2 separate regions of the Homo sapiens genome follow, and region 2 is linked to region 1. A link is a contact called in ENCODE Hi-C or POLR2A ChIA-PET data. All regions are on one chromosome and are shown on one strand. The core of a region is the stretch at or near the end of the contact, and the rest is flanking DNA. Distances in the headings are between cores, read along the strand shown.

Region 1 (6,078 bases), core at 2,206-4,705:
AGGATGTGCAGATGCGGTGGCTGCGAGAGCTGAGGCCAGGCCCTGCCTGGTGCTGACACGGTGAAATCTAAAGCTCCTGAAAAGCCAGGCTTCTCCCCGTGGGGACAAGGCCATCGAGTACCACAGAGAAATAGGGTTTCAGAACAAGAAATTAAAAAAAAAATCCTTTCAGGGCCCTGCTGCATGTGTGTGAGTCTGGGTCCTTTGCATCTCCATCCACATCAACGTCCACTGTGAATGGAGCCCAGAAGGAAGGACAGGCTCAAAATGAAGGATCGGGAGGGAGGGAGGGCTCAGAAAGGCATTTGCCTGTTCTTAGACCACCCAGGAAACGAGTGTGCTACCGTCCATTATGCTTGTGAGTGGAAAGGGTGGAGGGTGATGGGAGCTGCTGCTTCGGGGAAGTCAGGGAAAGACATTTTGAAAAGTGACATTGAAGTAGAGACCTGAAGGAATGAGGGAGGGCGCTGTGAAGATATTTGGGGTGAGGAGGAATGCTCTAGGCCGAGAACAGCAAGGACAAAGGCACCGAAGTGGGAACATGTTTGACAGATCCAGAAACAACCCAAAGGCCACCAGTCATAGACTGGCATGGAGTGGGGAGAAAGCAGGGGAGTAGAGGCAGACAGGTCCCGGCCATTCCACAGGGCAGCGTGGGCGAGGTGAGGAAGTTGCTTCTGTGAGTGTGAGGTGGGGAGCACTGGGGGAGTGACATCATCTGACTCAGTGGACAAAGGTCCCTCAGGCCGATGTGTGAACAACCGTGAGGAAAGCATGGACCAAAACAGGGGCTCCGTGGTGGGGTGCAGGGGGGCGCCCAGATGTGGGGTTAGTGGTGGAGGAGAGAATCGGCTGGTACTGGATCTGTTTCCAAGGTAGAGCTGGTGGGACTTGCTGATGGGGTGCGATTTCTTGAGGTGCGGAAGGAGGGGTTAGCTACAGGTTTTGGGGGATGAGGAGGGGAAGTCAGGAGTGAAGTGTTTGGTTCTGCATGTCACCTCCAGGGTGTCTATTAGATGCCCGGTGGAGAAGTGGGGGACGCTCTGCACGCAGAGGGTTTTAACAACACGGGCTGGGCCAGAGGGTGCCGAGAGAGAAAAGAGGGGATATCCCAGGCGCAACAACGCTGAGGTCTCAGGAGGAGGAACAGTCAAGAGAGGAGCCCACGGTGCCGTCCTGGGGCTGAGGGCCGAAACTCACCGCACTAGCCGACAGCGTCTGGCGATTTTGTAATGAACAATTTTGCTGGCACGGTGGAACGAAGGCCTGGTTGAAGGGCTTCAAGGGAGACAGGGAAGCAAGTGAAGATGATTGTTAGGATGAGTTTTGCTGCAGTGCTAGAGGAGAGTGGGTTTTGTTAATGACCTTCCCTCCCTGCAACCAAACCACAGCAGAAAGCGCATCCAGGGCTCACACAGAGGGACCCTCAGTGAAGGCCTCTTTCTGCAATGGGAAGCCCACAAGGTTAGAAACCAGGAATCACAACCTAACGCTGCCCTATCGTCAGTTTTGTAGGTGACCTTGAGTAGGTTACCTCACTTCTTGGTATTTCTCAGCTTCCCTCACCTATAAAATGAGCAGCACACTCCTGCCTTTTCTATACGGTAGCTGCATAAATGATTAGGTAACATCACTGATGGGCATTTATGCACCCAGTCCACTTTCTAGCTCTGTGTATTTGACTACTCTAAGTACCTCACAGAAGTGGAATCATGCAGTATTGGTCCTTTTTGTGACTGGCTTATTTCCCTCAGCCTAATGTCCTCAAGGTTCATCCATGTCGTAGCATGTGTCAGAATCTCCTTCCTTTTTAAGGCTGCGTAACAGTCCGTTGTATGCATATATCACATTTTATTGATCTGCTGGTGGACACTTGGGTTGCTTCCATCTCTTGACTGACATGAATAGTTCTGCTGTGAAGAGTTATACAAATCTCTGAGACCCTGCTTTCAATTCTTTGGGGTATATATCCAGAGTGGAACTGCTGGATTGGATTGTAATTATATACACACATACACACATAACTGTATACAAATATGTGTGTATATACGTTTATATGTGTCTGTGTGTGTGTGTGTGTATATATATATATATATATTTTTTTTTTATAGTAACTTCCATACTGTTTTCCACAGCGGATATAGCATTTTACATTCCCACCAACGGTGCACAAGGCTTCTAGTTTCTCCACATCCTTGACAGCACTTGTAACTTTCTGGTGTGTTTTTGTTTTTTTGTTTTGATTGTAGCCATCCTAATGGTTTAGCCCATGCTAAGTGATCAGGCTGGTCACTATTATTATCAAGTGAGATAACAAATCAGAATATATTTTGAAAAAGAATTGCATCTGCCAGGATCCAACCAAGAAAACAGAAAGCATTAAAAGGAACTTAATGGGGGAGATTAGTTACACACAGGGGATGGAAAGGCTGAGAAGCCAAACAGCAGGAAGCCGTTAACCTTACATCCACCTAGGGCAGAGGACAAAGGACACAGGGCCACCCAGGGGAAGCCAAGGTGGTGAGGGGAGCTGTGGAGGCAGCTGGAAGAATCTGGAGGAATCTGACCTGTGAGAGGAACCACAAGCAAACACCCTCTAGGAGGCTCTGAGAAACAGCAGGGCACGTGGGTGCGGCCTGGGAACAGATCAGGATTGACCTGCGTGCGAGCCAGCTTGTCACAGTGATGTGACGATGAGTCAGGACACCTGGGCGTGGCGCTGTCCAGAGCACGAGAGTGACACCAAACACATGGGACAGCAGCACCGAGTCTTGGACAAGGGGCGCGAAGGAGTCAAGGATGTTGCCAGGCCTGTGGCCGAAACTGAGAACAGAATAGAGAAGCAGGTTGAGGGTGCTGGGTGTCAACCCTTCCTTTATCAACCCCATGGTAAATGATCAGGATGGTCACTATTACTACAAGTGAGGTAACTAATCAGAACGCAACTTTCCCCAAAAAACCCACCTGAGTTACACAGGTCTGAACTTTTTTAAAAATTAAATTTTTATTTTGAGATCACTGTTTGTGTTCAGTTGTAAGAAACAAGAGAGATTCTGTGTACCCTTTACCCATTCCTCCATGTTGCAAAACTAGCACAATATCACCGCCACGGTAGACGCAGTGAGGCCATAAGACATTTCCGTCAGCAAAAGGGTCACTTCTTGTGCCCCTTTAGAACCACACCCACCCCTGCCTTCCAACTATTAATGCTGGCAGGACTTAGCCAGACCGCAAGGGCGCCTACTCCGAACAAGGAAGAGGGTCAGGCGCTGGGAGGGCGACTGCAAGCGGACAGGCAGCACCTGCGACCACGGTACTTGGGGACACCACAAAAGTCCGCAGAGCAGGCACCGCGGCACTTCCGCGAGCGCCGCAGGCCCTGCCCCTTTCGCCGTCGCCGACCAATTGCCGCCCGAAGACCGAACCGCTTCAGCGGAGGGCCGGAAGTGAGCCGCAGCTTTTCCTTTCTGCCACCGCCTTGTCCAAGATGGCGGACCTCCACCGCCAGCTGCAGGAGTACCTGGCGCAGGGGAAAGCTGGCGGCCCGGCGGCCGCGGAGCCGCTGCTCGCCGCGGAGAAGGCGGAGGAGCCCGGGGACCGGCCGGCGGAGGAGTGGCTGGGCCGCGCGGGCTTGCGCTGGACGTGGGCGCGGAGCCCTGCGGAGTCGGCAGCGGCCGGCCTGACGTGCCTCCCGAGCGTGACGCGCGGGCAGCGGCTGGCGGCGGGCGGCGGGTGCCTGCTGCTGGCTGCACTGTGTTTCGGCCTAGCCGCGCTCTACGCACCGGTGTTGCTGCTGCGCGCGCGCAAGTTCGCGCTGCTCTGGTCACTGGGCTCGGCGCTGGCGTTGGCGGGAAGCGCGCTGCTGCGGGGCGGCGCGGCGTGCGGACGCCTGCTGCGCTGCGAAGAAGCGCCGTCCCGGCCCGCGCTGCTCTACATGGCAGCGCTGGGCGCCACGCTGTTCGCCGCGCTGGGCCTTCGCAGCACGCTGCTCACGGTGCTGGGCGCGGGCGCGCAGGTGGCCGCGCTGCTGGCCGCGCTGGTTGGGCTGCTGCCCTGGGGCGGCGGCACCGCGCTGCGCCTCGCACTGGGTCGCCTGGGCCGCGGCGCCGGCCTCGCCAAGGTGCTGCCCGTGTGAGGACCTCGCGCCCTCGCCGCTGGGGAAGTACGCGGAGCCAGCGCCGTCGGAGACCGCGCCGGCCGAGCTGAGGACTGCACGCCGCTGTGCGGAAGCCCGTGGCGAAGGCCCTGCCCTAACAGCCTGCGAGTCTAATCCGGGAGCGGCTGCTGCCAGCGGAGGCGACAGCAGCGTTGGGAGCTCCTCGATGTCAGCTTTTTGTGCTGGACTTGGCACACGCTCTGAAAACTGAGATTTTGTCATTGAACTGGTGACAGGATGTGAGACGGTTATTAGAAGTTGCTTTCGAAGTAACTGTGGTCTTAGGTTCGGCTGAGTAAAGAAAAAGGATTTTTCTTCGAGTTAGCTGCTCTTGTGATTTTTCTCAGGCTGTTTTGTCATTTTAAAATCCAGTGGTAGATGTAGCTTAGCGACGGTAGTTTTTTGTTTTGGCTATACTAAGACTTGGAAATTATTCTCTCCAGTGTCAGCGAATCCAGAAGGGTATCAGATTAAACACCGAATTCAGCCACTGGACTTTTAAAAGTACTTAAGATGGTTTATCTCGGGTTTTTTCTTCAGTTAACAAAATCATAAATATGGTGCCTTATAACATGAAAGGAAAATTAGTTGTGTATTTCACGACGAAAGCGACGGACCAAAAGAAATTTCCTGCCCCAAGAAGCATGGGATCCAGGAAGGGGCGCGTAGATGCTTAACGGTCTCTTCGGAAATCCTGCAAATAGAAAGATAATTCTAGATCCGGAATACCTGTATCTGGTGGAAACCATGGATTTCTACAAGCTCGAATTATTCCTCATTGTATAGCCTGCTTTGTAAACTAGTTTACAATTTGCAGGCTGATCTTAAGATTTTTTTATATCTAATTGCTGCTGCCTTCATTTTAGGTTCAGCAGTTACTTTTAACTACCTTAATTTATTGCCAGAAGGTATGAGCCTAACATTCTGATGAGTCCAGAAAACTACGTTTTGTCAGTAGCAATACACTAGGAAGTAAAATATATTTAGAATTTAAACATTGTGTGCCAGTGGTCCTCGCGCTTGACTGCACATCAGTTACTTGAAGAGCCACACCTCAGATCAATGCAGTCAGAACCTGGGAAGTAGGTCCCAGACATCAGGACCTTTTTAAAGCTCCCCAAGTGATTCTACGTTCCCCAAGTTTGAGGACCACTTTTCTGTGCATTGGCTTGCACAATTTGAAAGTAATGCTTTTCCTGAGCTGGATCCCAGTGTTGCCTTAACAGGGTGTCTGTCGTGCCGCAGTAGAGCACTGCTGCTTCCTCCAACCCCAAAATTTATGTTCCTAAGTAAGTCAGGTCCCTAAGCCCCGTCCCAAGAAGTGACACAAGTGGCCAACATCCACACTGTAGGCTTGCAGGCTACCCGCCCTGAGATTTGGTAAAGAACACTGCCTTGTTCCCCATCAGTAAACAAGGTTACCTACCTCAGGAGGCTGCTTGTGAGAGAGCAAATGCAGTATCTTCAGAATGATTTATTTTTTTAATTAATTGTAAAGACTTGTGCCATTGGCTGCTCTTTCTAGTCCCCTAAATTTCTGTTCTAGTTTTAAATTTCTCTAGAACTTGCAATAGTTGGGGGTTTTATAATGATGTTTTACAATGTTTATTTCTTAAATAAAAACTTAAAAATTCAACATTTCTCAGCTGGTGGCTCACACCTGTAATCCCAGCATTTTGGGAGGCCAAGGCGGGAGGATCACTTGAGGCCAGGAGTTCAAGACCAGCCTGGGCAACACAGTTAAACCCCATCGCCACAGAAAATCTTCAAAAAATTTGCCAGATATGGTGGCACACAACTGTGATCCCAGCTACTTGGGGTGGGGCTGAGGTGGGAAGATCACTTGAGCCCAGGAGGTTGAGGCTGCAGTGAACTGTGATCACACCACTGCACCACAGCCTAGGCAACAGCGAGACCTTGTC
Region 2 (5,523 bases), core at 2,614-5,113, 160 kb after region 1:
GCAGGATCTTATGTTCCTAATGTTTATCTCAAAGTATTAGAGATAGTTTTTATCTGCCTTTCTCTTAACAGTGAGTTCCCTTAGAGTAGGAACCATTCATAAACATGAATTCATGTTTATAACCCCACACTGAAGAGGAAGCAACAGTGAGGAAAAGCCAAAACGACTTGCAATTTCACATTTAGATGTGCTATGGGTCTGTTTACTATCAGGGAAATCACTAACACCTCCCTCAGAGTAATGCCTTCCCATTTCTCAAGCCAGGTAACTGACAAGAGCTTCATTTTCCTTTTACAACACAGATAGTTTTAAGTGGTGGGTCAGGAGGAAACTGTATTTTTATTTGAAAGGTACTCATTGCTACTAAATAGAATAGGCTGCCAATACAGTTGGAGCACTATTGAAATAAAATTAAAATATAAATTAAAAAATAGGTAACCAAAAACTGTTTTCTACCTGAGGGCAGGAGAGTTTAAACGAAAACCTCAGAACACCTTCTTTTTCAGTCTTCTAGCCTATAACAGGGGATTTACTACAGTGAGAGCCTATTTGTATACCAGGAAAGTTACCTCTTTTAATCCTTAACACTGAGGCAGTGTAGGTACAGAAGAAACTACTGCCTCACAGCAATGAGTAGAGGAAAAGGCATTATGTATCAGGACTGCAGAACCTCCAAACTCTGAAGTGACAGTAACAAATGACATCAGGCCAAAAAAAAAAAAAAAAAAAAGGGAAGCAGCAGCTAATCAGTTACAAATCTGTTTGTTGGAACTTTGATGCTTTTACAGGTCCTGGAAAAATCAATGTTAAGAGATGCCTCCCAGGCTAAGCGCAGTGGCTCACGCCTGTAATCCCAACACTTTGGGAGGCCAAGGCAGGTGAATCACCTGAGGTCAGGAGTTCGAGACCAGCCTAACATGGTGAAACCCCATCTCTACTAAAAATACAAAAATTAGTCGGGAGTGGTGGCACATGACTGTACTCCCACCTACTCAGGAGGCCGAGGCAGGAGAATTGCTTGAACCCGGGAGGTGGAGGTTGCAGTGAGCCGAGATTGTGCCACTGCACTCCAGCCTAAGGCAACAACAGTGAAACTCCGTCTCAAAAAAAAAAAAAAAAAAAAAAAAGAGAGATGGTCCCTTTCTGCACTAAACCAAATTACTTGTTAAATGGAAAGGAATGGAACTTTTAGGACACCAGGAAACTGGTCAACTGTCCCTATTTCTCATTAAGAACAATACCCAAGTACTACTAATACATTACCCTCACTCCCTTCAACCAAGGAAGGTCGAGGCAGCCAAACTGTAACTCAGAGTGCCTAGGAAAGTGGTGTCTGAGACCTACCACAGAGCTTTTGGGAGGCATTCCCAGGATTCAGCATCAACAAAATGGGGATGGGGGAGGCAGTTCAGACACTTTTGTGTAACTATGGAGAGGAGGGATCCAAGACTTCTCCCCATGGCTAATCCCAAGGAACATTTTCAAGTGAAGGCGCGCACACGCGCGCACATACACACACACACACACACACAATTTATTTAGAAACAAAAGGAAATAGATCAGGGGATCTGCCTGTTATTTTCTCTTGTGCAAATATTTTAAGAACAATGGCCATAATTAATCTCTGTTGCTAAAAAAGGAAAAACAACTCCTTGGCTGTATGTCATCTGGAAATTTTACCGAGGATACGTCATTACGACCATTAATAGGCCAGGTGCAGTGGCTCACACCTATACTTTCTAACACTTTGGGTGGTCGAGGCGGGCAGATTACCTGAGCCCAGGAGTTCAAGACCAGCCTGGGCCACATGGTGAAACCTTGTCTCCACAAAAAAATACAAAAATTAGCCAGGAGTGGTGGCCTGCACTTGTAGTCCCAAGTATTCCAGAGGCTGAAGTGAGGTGAGAGGATAACCTGAGCCTAGGGAAGGTTGAGGCTGCAGTGAGCTGTGATCACACCACTGCACTCCAACCTAGGTAGCAGAATGAGATCCCGTCTCAAAAAAAAAAAAAAAAAAAGGCAGGGTGAGGTGGCTCACACCTGTAATCTCAGCACTGGGAGGCCAAGGTGGGTGGATCACTTGAGGTCAGGAGTTCGAGACCAGCCTGGCCAACATGGTGAAACACCGTCCCTACTAAAAACACAAAAATTAGCTGGGCATGGTGGCAGGCGCCTGTAGTCCCAGCTACTTGGGAGGCTGAGGCAGGATGGCTTGAAACTAGGAGGGGTAGGTTGCAGTGAGCCGAGATCACATCACTGCACTCCAGCCTGGGTGACAGAGTGAAACCCTATCTCAAAATAAAATTAAAAAAAAAATTAAAAAAAATAAATTAACAACTAAAATAGTAAGTTCTAACGTATTAAACCATAAAATACAAAAAACACATAATAAACATTTTTTCATTTTTATATTTTTTATTTCTTAGAGGGTAGTATTTCCGTTTTAATTTTAAATTTATTATTTTGCCAGGCAATGGCTCACATCAGTAATCCCAGCACTCTGGGAGGCCGAGCTGGGTGGATCACCTGAGGTCACGAGTTCGAGAACAGGCTGGCCAACATGGTGAAACCCCAGCTCTACTGAAAATACAAAAATTAGCCGGGTGTGGTGGTGGGCACCTGTAATCCCAGCTACTCGGGAGGCTGAGGCAGGATAATCACTTGAGCCCAGGAGACGGAGGTTGCAGTGAGCCGAGTTCGTACCACTGCACCCCAGCCTGGGCAACAGAGTGAGACTCTGTCTCTAAATAAGTAAATGAATGAATGAATAAAAGAATAAGATAGGTCAGGTGCCGTGATTAACTTAAGCCCAGGAGTTTGAGACCAGCCTGGGCGACATAGTGAGACCCTGTCTTTACGAAAAAAATTTTTTTAATGGGCCAGGTATGGGGGCGTGCATCTGTGGTCTCAGCTACTTGGGAGGCTGAGGTGGGAGGATAGCTTGAGCGGTTGAGAGGTTGAGGTTGCAGTGGGCTCTGATCATGCCACTATACTCCAGCCTCAACAAGAGGGCGAGACCCTATCTCAATCAATAAATCAATAAATCAATAAAGTGTAAGACAGCTGTATACATTTTCAAGTTTTTGAGCTGAAGACCTCATCCCTAGGAATACCCTCCCCAACCACTTAAAGTGCGTGCGTGAGAAAACTCAAGGCTGCCAAAATAATTTGTTCCAGCCAACAGCTGAAGATAGGACTCTGTCTCTCTGCCTCTGTGGGAGGGTAGGGGCCTAACTTCGACAGGTGCGCCAGTCAACAAACCAAGCTGCGTTCACACGGACCAATCCTCCTCTTCCCGCTTTTTTACATTTCTCACTTCCCCGACTCCCCCGAGCTCCCGCTCACCACATCCTTATTCCCTAATTCTCCGTTAAAACGCCCAGAGGTTCTGTACTAATCGAAGTTGAGTTCGGTTCACGCTGGGCTCTTTTCCCTAGTGCAACAGTATATTACTGTTTAAAAATCTGTCCTTACCACCTGAGTGTCCGGCTTTGTTTATCTTTGACACAGGTCCCCGGAACTTCGCAGTTTATCACATAAAATAACCCAGTTGCCCAGGCGGTCCCTCCCAAGGCCATGGTCCCTCCCAAGGCCATGTTCCCTCCCCAGCCCCACGCCGCGCTGGGGCTTGCCCAAGCCGCCGCTGAGGCAGGGCCTTGGGCGAAGCGCGCATAACGCCAGGCCTGCGGCGACCACGCGAAGTGGCGCGGGGGAGTCTGGCAGCCCCGAGCCCAACCTTTAGGAAAGATGAGCTGTGAGGCGTCCTCCTCTACGTCGCCAGCCCGCGGATCGCTGCCACCCGCCGCCATCGCCGCGCCGCGCCGCGCGCCACCACCAGCGCCGCCGGAAGCAGAAGCGCGGAGCAACGGCCGCGGAAGGGGCGTGGTCTCGGGAGGGGCCCCGAGGGGTGGGCGGGGCCGGGAGTGCGAGCCGGACGGGGCGCAGCGAGGGGACCGGTTGGTGAGGTCCTGGAGGCTCCCCGCCACCGAGGGGCGCCCTGCACTCCCTCTCTTCTCCCATGCTCCTCGCCGCGCAGACGTCCTGGGGCAGGTCCCTACGCCTTTCTGGACGGAGGAGGTCAGATGAGATGCAGGAACGCCTGCTGATGGAGAGCAGGGCAGCCGGCTCCGAAAGTACCGGGTCCAATTTCCTTCACCGACTTAAACTTCTAAAATTTTATTGATTTGTGGTGGATTATCTGATACTTCTGAGTACGCGGACAATGATATTCAGAGGCTTTTACCACACGTCTGTTGGAACATTTGGGTGATGCGTAGAAAATTAAGCAAATGACGGCCGGGCGCAGTGGCTCACGCCTGTAATCCCAGCACTTTGGGAGGCCGAGGCGAGGGGATCACCTGAGGTCAGGAGTTTGAAACCAGCCTGGGCAACATAGTGAAACCCTATCTCTACTAAAAATACAAAAATTAGCCGGGCATGGTGGTGGGCGCTTGTGATCCCAGCTACTGGGGAGGCTGAGGCAGGAGAATCGCTTGAACCCGGGAGGCGGAAGTTGCAGGGAGCTGAGATCGCGCCACTGCACACCAGCCTGGACGACAGAGTAAGACTCCGTCTCAAAAAATATATTAAAAAAAAAAAAAAAGCAAATAAAAAATGATGCTGTTTTCGACACTGGAGAAAACAAAAGGTTGTACAATAAGGTAAATAATCATAGCTTATTAGTCAACAATATCTTAGCTCATTAGTCAACAATGTTTAGATGGTCATATTGTAAACTCTGTTGATTTAATAAAAAATGAATTGTGCCGGGCACGGTGGCTCACGCCTGTAATCCCAGCACTTTGGGAGGCCGAGGCTGGAGGATCGCTTTAGCTCCGGAGTTGAAGACCAGCCTAGACAACATAGTGAGACCTCGTCTCTAAAAAATACAAAAATTAGCCGGGCGTTGTGGCGCGTGCCTGTAGTCACAGGGATCGGGGAGGCCGAGGCGGGTGGATCGCTTGAGGGATGCAGTGAACTATGATTGCCTCACTGCACTCCAGCCTGGGCAACAGAGACCCTGCCAAAAAAAAAAAAAAGGCAAAGTCCAGGCGCGGGGGCTCACGCCTGTAATCCCAGTACTTTGGGAGGCCGGTGGGGGTGGGGGGGGCAGATCACCTGAGGTCAGGAGTTCGAAAGCAGCCTGGCCAACATGGTGAAATCACGTCTCTACAGAAAAAAAAAAAAAAAAAAAAAGCCGGGGCGTGGTGGCGGGCGCCTTTAATCCCAGCTACTCGGGAGGCTGAGGCGGAGGTTGCAGTGAGCCGAGATCGCGCCACTGCATTCCAGCCTGGGCGACAGCGACAGAGTGAGACTCTGTCTCAAATAATAATTTTTAAAAAGACTTAAAAAATTAAAAAGTAAAAATTTTAAAACTAAAGAAAAAGAAAACCTTTAGAAGGCAGTCCTGGGAATCCTGTCTGGCCTGTGCAGCCTGATCTCCTGCGAGGGCTCGTCCACAGCGTCTTGCTGTCTTGCAGTGCCGGCAATGTGGTCTCCCACCACCTGAGAAGTTCCCTCCTC

What was found. Hi-C counts contacts between places; a loop is a spot of excess contacts on that map. ChIA-PET counts read pairs that join two places held with the same protein, here RNA polymerase II (POLR2A). Pooled maps may share reads with other maps.
Region 2: a map of PC-3 shows a loop between it and region 1 (20-fold over the local background). The contact joins the promoter of POLR2D here to the promoter of SFT2D3 in region 1. A Hi-C loop is called at or near these places in 20 of 168 maps with a recorded cell type or tissue (B cell, CD4-positive, alpha-beta T cell, CD8-positive, alpha-beta T cell and 12 more), 32 of 37 single-sample maps with no recorded cell type and 33 of 50 pooled maps. POLR2A ChIA-PET finds 5 or more read pairs at or near these places in 23 of 52 experiments (CD4-positive, alpha-beta T cell, CD4-positive, alpha-beta memory T cell, CD8-positive, alpha-beta T cell and 17 more).

The regions. Positions count from the first base shown.
Region 1 is chr2:127,698,042-127,704,119 of GRCh38, forward strand. It overlaps SFT2D3 (SFT2 domain containing 3), which reads left to right and starts at 3,456. Exons shown (of 1, transcript NM_032740.4): 1 at 3,456-6,078. The coding sequence starts at 3,488. The coding sequence ends at 4,135. WDR33 (WD repeat domain 33) reads right to left here. Exons shown (of 22, transcript NM_018383.5): 22 at 2,986-6,078. RefSeq lists enhancers at 1,978-3,177, 2,172-2,693, 2,405-2,774, 2,694-3,215 and a silencer at 3,535-4,214.
Region 2 is chr2:127,854,292-127,859,814 of GRCh38, forward strand. It overlaps POLR2D (RNA polymerase II subunit D), which reads right to left and starts at 3,864. Exons shown (of 4, transcript NM_004805.4): 1 at 3,737-3,864. The coding sequence starts at 3,809. It also overlaps the pseudogene LOC107985803. RefSeq lists an enhancer at 3,299-3,468 and a silencer at 3,699-4,008.